Regions from separate parts of the Homo sapiens genome. Here region 1 is linked to region 2. Evidence: chromatin loops called from intact Hi-C (ENCODE). Cell type or tissue: PC-9. All regions are shown on one strand. Links, peaks and the distances in the headings refer to the core of each region. The heading gives the core; the rest is flanking DNA. Region 1 overlaps BRAP (BRCA1 associated protein). Region 2 overlaps ATXN2 (ataxin 2).

Region 1 (2,800 bases), core at 132-2,631, 75 kb before region 2:
TCCTCCTTGATCCTGTCTTGGCCTCCAAAAATGCTAGGATTATAGGCATGAGCCCTGCACCTGGCCTGCATAATGATTTTGACCAGGTTCCTATTGATTGTGTCAAGTTGTGTCAAATCTCACACTACTATAAGCAATACTGTAATGAGCATCTTCCTCCATGTCTCTTTTTACCTAATCCTGAGTATATCTATTCTATGGTATAAATTCCTAGAAGTAAAATAGCTGTGTCAAAGGGCATGCAAATTTTTTGTTTTTATTTATTTATTTTTGAGACGGAATCTTGCTCTGTCACACAGGCTGGAGTGCAGTGGCACGATCTCGACTCACTGCAGCCTCCGCCTCTAGGGTTCAAGCAGTTCTCCTGCCTCACCCTCCCGAGTAGCTGGGATTACAGGCACACGCTACCACACCCGGCTAATTTTTGTATTTTTAGTAGAAACGGAGCTTCACCATGTTGGCCAGGCTGATGTTGAACTCCTGATCTCGTGATCCACCCTCCTCGGCCTCCCAAAGTGCTGGGATAACAGGCGTGAGCCACCGTGCCTGGCCCAAATTTTTTGTTTTTATAGATATTGCCAAGTTGTCTTCGAAAGAGTTTATACCAGTTCATGCTCCAGTGCTAGTGTGTAAGTGCCTCTTTTCTCATGTCTCAGCTCTTGGGTGTTCTGATGCATAAAAATAGTATCTCAAATAGTGGGGTTTTTTTGTTCGTGGTTTTTGTGTGTGAGTGTTTTTGGTTTTTGTTGTTGTTTTTTTGAGACAGGGTCTTACTCTGTCAGACAGGCTGGAGTGCAGTGATGCAATCACAGCCCACTGCAGGCTCAAATTCCTGGGCTCAAGCAGTCCTCTGCCTCAGCCTCCCAAGTAGCTGGGTCTACAAGTGCACATCACCACACCCAGCTAGTTTTTTAATTTTTCTTTTGTATAGACGGTGTCTCGCTATGTTGACCGGGCTGATTTCAAAGTGACCCTCTCACTTTTGCCTCCCATAGTGCTGGGATTACAGACATGAGCCACTCTGCTGGGTCTCAGATGGTATGGGTTGTTTGTTTGAGACAAGATCTCGTTCTGTCACTCAGGCTGGAGTGCAGTAGCATGAACACAGCTCACTGCAGCCTTGACCTGCTGGGATCAAGCAATCCTCCAGCTTCAGCCTCCTGTAAATCTGGGACCACAGGTGCACGCCACTGCACCTGGCTAAGTTTTTTGATTTTGTGTAGAGACAGGGTCTTACTTTGTTGCCCAGGCTGGTCTCGAACTCATTTCCTGTTTCATTTACTGAAGCGATCCTCTCGCCTCAGCCTCCCAGAGTGCTGGGATTCCAAGCATGAGCCAATGCACCTGGCCTCAAATGGTGGTTTCATTTGCAATTCTTTACTTATGAGTAAGACTGGACATCAAGAATAGGGCACTCCCAAGTCTAAAGCCCTTTGGTTAGAATAAGTGCCCTTTTTTTCCCCTTCAGCAAATGCAATGAAGTCAGAGTACTTGACTCTCCAAGAATGCCACTTTTCCTCATAACTTCCTTATCACAGCTATCATCTCGAAGGCACCTATTTAACCACTGACTGCAAAACAAAGAAGCAGTAGAATTTTTACCGTCAGTCACAGAATAGTTTCTGCTACTGAAAACTTTCTGATGCTTAAAAAAAAGTGTCTTAAAAGTACATTTGTGGGCTGGACGCGGTGGCTCACACCTGTAATCCCAGCACTTTGGGAGGCCAAGGTGGGTGGATCACAAGGTCAGGAGTTCCAGACCAGCCTGGCCAAGATGGTGAAACCCCGTCGCTACTAAAAATGCAAAAATTAGCTGGGCACAGTGGCAGGCACCTGTAATCCCAGCTACTTAGGAGGCTGAGGCAGGAGAATCGCTTGAACCCAAGCGGCAGAGGTTGCAGTGAGCCAAGATCACGCCACTGCATTCCAGCCTGGGCAACAGAGTGAGACTCCATCTCAAAAAATAAATAAATAAATAATACACTTGTGGACTGGCGCAGTGCCTCATGCCTGTAATCCCAGTACTTTGGAAGGCCGAGACAGGTGGATCACCTGAGGTTGGGAGTTCAAGACCAGCCTGGCCAACATGCCGAACCCCAATATCTACTCAAAATACAAAAATTAGCCAGGCATAGTGGCAGGTGCCTGTAATCCCAGCTACTTGGGAGGCTGAGGCAGGAGAATCGCTTGAACCCAGGAGGTGGAGGTTGCAGTGAGCTGAGATCGTGCCATTGCATTCCAGCCTGGGCAACAAGAGCGAAACTCCGTCTCAAAAAAAAATACACTTGTGTTAAGTAGAGCAAAATTCTTGCTTTGCATAGCTGATTGCGATGGCAGAAAACCATTCTCCCTCACGATGGGAGAAAGGGGTCTGTCCTAAAGGGATTCTGAGGTCATGGTTTCTCTGTTCAATCCCAGAGCAGAAAGGGGACTGTGTCAGCAAATGAAAAATGTGCTTTTGTCTTCCTTTGTTTTTCAAAAGGTGCACTCAGCTAAACACAAAAGTGGCCAAACTCACCAACGAGCTCAAAGAGGAGCAGGAAATGAACAAGTGTTTGCGAGCCAACCAAGTCCTCCTGCAGAACAAGCTAAAAGAGGAGGAGAGGGTGCTGAAGGAGACCTGTGACCAAAAAGATCTGCAGATCACCGAGATCCAGGAGCAGCTGCGTGACGTCATGTTCTACCTGGAGACACAGCAGAAGATCAACCATCTGCCTGCCGAGACCCGGCAGGAAATCCAGGAGGGACAGATCAACATCGCCATGGCCTCGGCCTCGAGCCCTGCCTCTTCGGGGGGCAG
Region 2 (2,800 bases), core at 151-2,650:
TTGCTGACCCCTAATAGAACTCCATTTTACCTTTCTGATCATGTTTCCCATTAACTCTTCAAAAATATGACCTCCATTTAAATCAAGATGGTCTCCTTCCTCACTGCTTGTGGAGGTCCAGTGCCCAGTGTCTGCCTCTTGCTTGCTCCTCCATCATTGTTCTGCCATTCGAGATCCTCATACTTACCCTTTAAGATCTAGCCCAAATTTTCCATGAAACTAATTCTAATAATTAAAAACTTCCTGTAGAACTTAACTTTGTCTAGTACAAGTTAGCTTTCTTATTCAGTAGTAGCTTACTATAAATTACAAGAATAAAAAGATTACCATTTTCCCTCACACTGTTTTGTGGAGAATGCCTAAAGTTACTTTTTCTTTTTACAGGTCAGTATTCCTATTTGGCATCCTAATCCCCTTTCCCAAATCTGAATTTTGGGATTTGAAGCTTGCATTTGAGATTATGATTTGTCTTCCTTGTTGTACACAGGAGCAGGGACTTTACAATTAGTATTCGCATCCCTGCTCCTTCATACTTCGTGATGTAAGGCAAGTTATTTTCACTTATGCTTAAGTTTCTTCCCCTGTAAAAAGGGGATGGAAGAGGATTAAATGAATTAAACATGTAACACGCTTAAAGCAATGCCTGGCAAGTAATAAGTGCTCAGTAACTTTTAGCTGTTCTTATTAGCATGTTTGGAAACCAGTAGAAACTACACCAGCAAGTTAAGGTTGAAAAGTGGTATTGATGGGCTTGGGGTAGTACAGTATGAATGGCTACAGTTTAGCGTTTCATTAAGTTTGTATATTCATTAATTCATTACACATTTGATGCTGTCAGACTAGGACAGAGACAAAGATGAATGAAACATTATCTCTGCTTCCAGGTTACCCAGTGTAGTAGAGAAGGCAGGCATGCAGATAGTTTAAATTGGTAGCACTGGGAGGGGACTGCCATGGGTGGGCAGTGAAGAAAAAGGGCTTCAAAATAATGAGAGTTGAGATGGATCTTCAAGGAAGATAAGCAGTTTTCAGTAAGGCCATGAAGAGAGGAGGAAGTTCCAGGCGGGAAGAGTTTGTGCTAAAGTACAGGGATTGCTATACACATGGTGTATGTAGAAAAAATTTGGTTCACAGTGTGATAGAAGAATTGGAGGGGGTCCTCACTGAAAGTAAGGAAACACATTTGGAAGAATATGTTTCAGTTAGAAAATGAAATGAGCTTAAAGTAAACGCTAATAAGGTTTTTAAAATGTAAAATTTCAACGTATTTAGAAAGAGAACAGCTGGATGAATCTTATGTACCTGTCACTCAGCTTTAGCAGTTATCAGTAAATGGCCAACGTTGTTTCAGCTATACTCCCCTCTCCTCCACTGATAGTCTTTTGAAGGGGAATACAATTGTTTTGTGGCCTCCAGAAAGGGATAAGTTTATGAGCAACGGGTAGATCGTTGGGAGAGACTTGAGTTTCCTGTCAGGAAGCATTCTTGGTGCATAAGTCAGAGGTGATATGAATGCCGTGGAAGGGGGTGGCTTACTGTCTGGAGAACTCGAGAAGATGGGAATGGGCACTGTCCAGTATTGTGGCTACTTCCACACATGGTTCTTTAAATTTAAAATTATGTTGATTAAAATTTAAATATTTCAGTTCCTCAGCCATACTAATCGTATTTCAAGTGCTTAGCTGCCACATGTGCCTAATGGCTGCAATATTGGACAGCATGACATAGGACATCTTCATCATTGTACAAAGTTCTCTTGGACAGCATGGGACTAGAGCCCTAAGATCCTTTTCTACCTGAGTTGTTTGGATTTTTTGGTGTGTCTAGGTTGGATCTAGTTGTTCATGGCTTCATGACCAAGCCTTTTATCCCTTTCTCTAGAGGGACTCAAGGGGTAAAGGCACTGAAGGGGTAAAACTTCATATGAAGAGTGTGGTGGTGGTGGTGGTGTTTTAAGACAGGGTCTCGCTCTGTCACTCAGGCTGGAGTCCAGTGGCATGATCCTGGCTCACTGCAGCCTCGACTTCCTGGGCTTAAGTGATCCTCCCACCTCAGCTCCCAAGTAACTGGAACTGTAGGCATGAGCCACCACACCTGCCTAATTTTTAAAACTTTCTGTAGAGACGAGATTTCGCCATGTTGTCCAGGCTGGTCTCAAATTCCTGGACTCACCTTGGCCTCCCAGAGTGCTGGGATTGCAGGTGTGGGCCACTGCGACTGGCCTTTTTTTTCTCCTTTACTACTCTAGTGTATGCTGGAATATGAGGAAATAATTATATTAGCTAGCAGTTATTAAACACTTAATAACATACCAGGCACTGTTTTAAGCTATGCGATCTGTATGGAATATTACTTAATTTCCACAACCTTATGAAAAGATACTATTTTTTTTCTTTTGAGAAGGTACTATTTTCATCTTCATTTCATAGATGTTGAAATTGAAACACAGAGAGCTGAAGTCACAGGATTAAGGCCACAGAGCTGAGAAGTGATGGAGCCGGAATTTGAACCCAAGCAATTAATGCTGATATTAGTTCTTGTGTGAATGGTAATTGTTTTGAAACAATGATCCTAGATGATTATATGACCGGATTAATCTGGCAGTTGTTCTGTGTGAATTTAGAGTTGCCTTCCCACCTCAGTTTCCTAAAAACAAAACAAAACAAAACAAAACAAAAAAAACTCTAGCTTCACTGTGTTTGGGTTGTCATGGCCTACCCCCTCTTGCCACCTCATTTGACTCAACTTTTTAGGGAGAAAATATTCAATACGTGGTATAGGATTTCCCTTTCTAATAATA

What was found. Peaks named below come from ENCODE experiments on the same cell type or tissue, not always from the same donor. Only the 100,000 strongest peaks of a DNase experiment are listed, where the experiment ranks them.
Region 1: a loop joins it to region 2, with 7 times the contacts of the local background. A loop is called at or near these places in 1 of 110 quality-filtered maps.

Annotation. Positions count from the first base shown.
Region 1 is chr12:111,644,245-111,647,044 of GRCh38, reverse strand. It overlaps BRAP (BRCA1 associated protein), which reads left to right. Exons shown (of 12, transcript NM_006768.5): 12 at 2,483-2,800. Among named protein-coding and RNA genes, the nearest start is that of BRAP, 40 kb to the left of the region's middle. In PC-9, for the core only: no CTCF peak of the experiment used is centred there; a DNase peak (open chromatin) is centred at 1,464; H3K27ac peaks cover 1,958 bases.
Region 2 is chr12:111,568,870-111,571,669 of GRCh38, reverse strand. The region is part of intron 1 of ATXN2 (ataxin 2); the gene reads left to right. Among named protein-coding and RNA genes, the nearest start is that of ATXN2, 29 kb to the left of the region's middle. RefSeq lists a silencer at 906-1,103. In PC-9, for the core only: no CTCF peak of the experiment used is centred there; a DNase peak (open chromatin) is centred at 1,459; H3K4me3 peaks cover 951 bases; H3K27ac peaks cover 2,500 bases.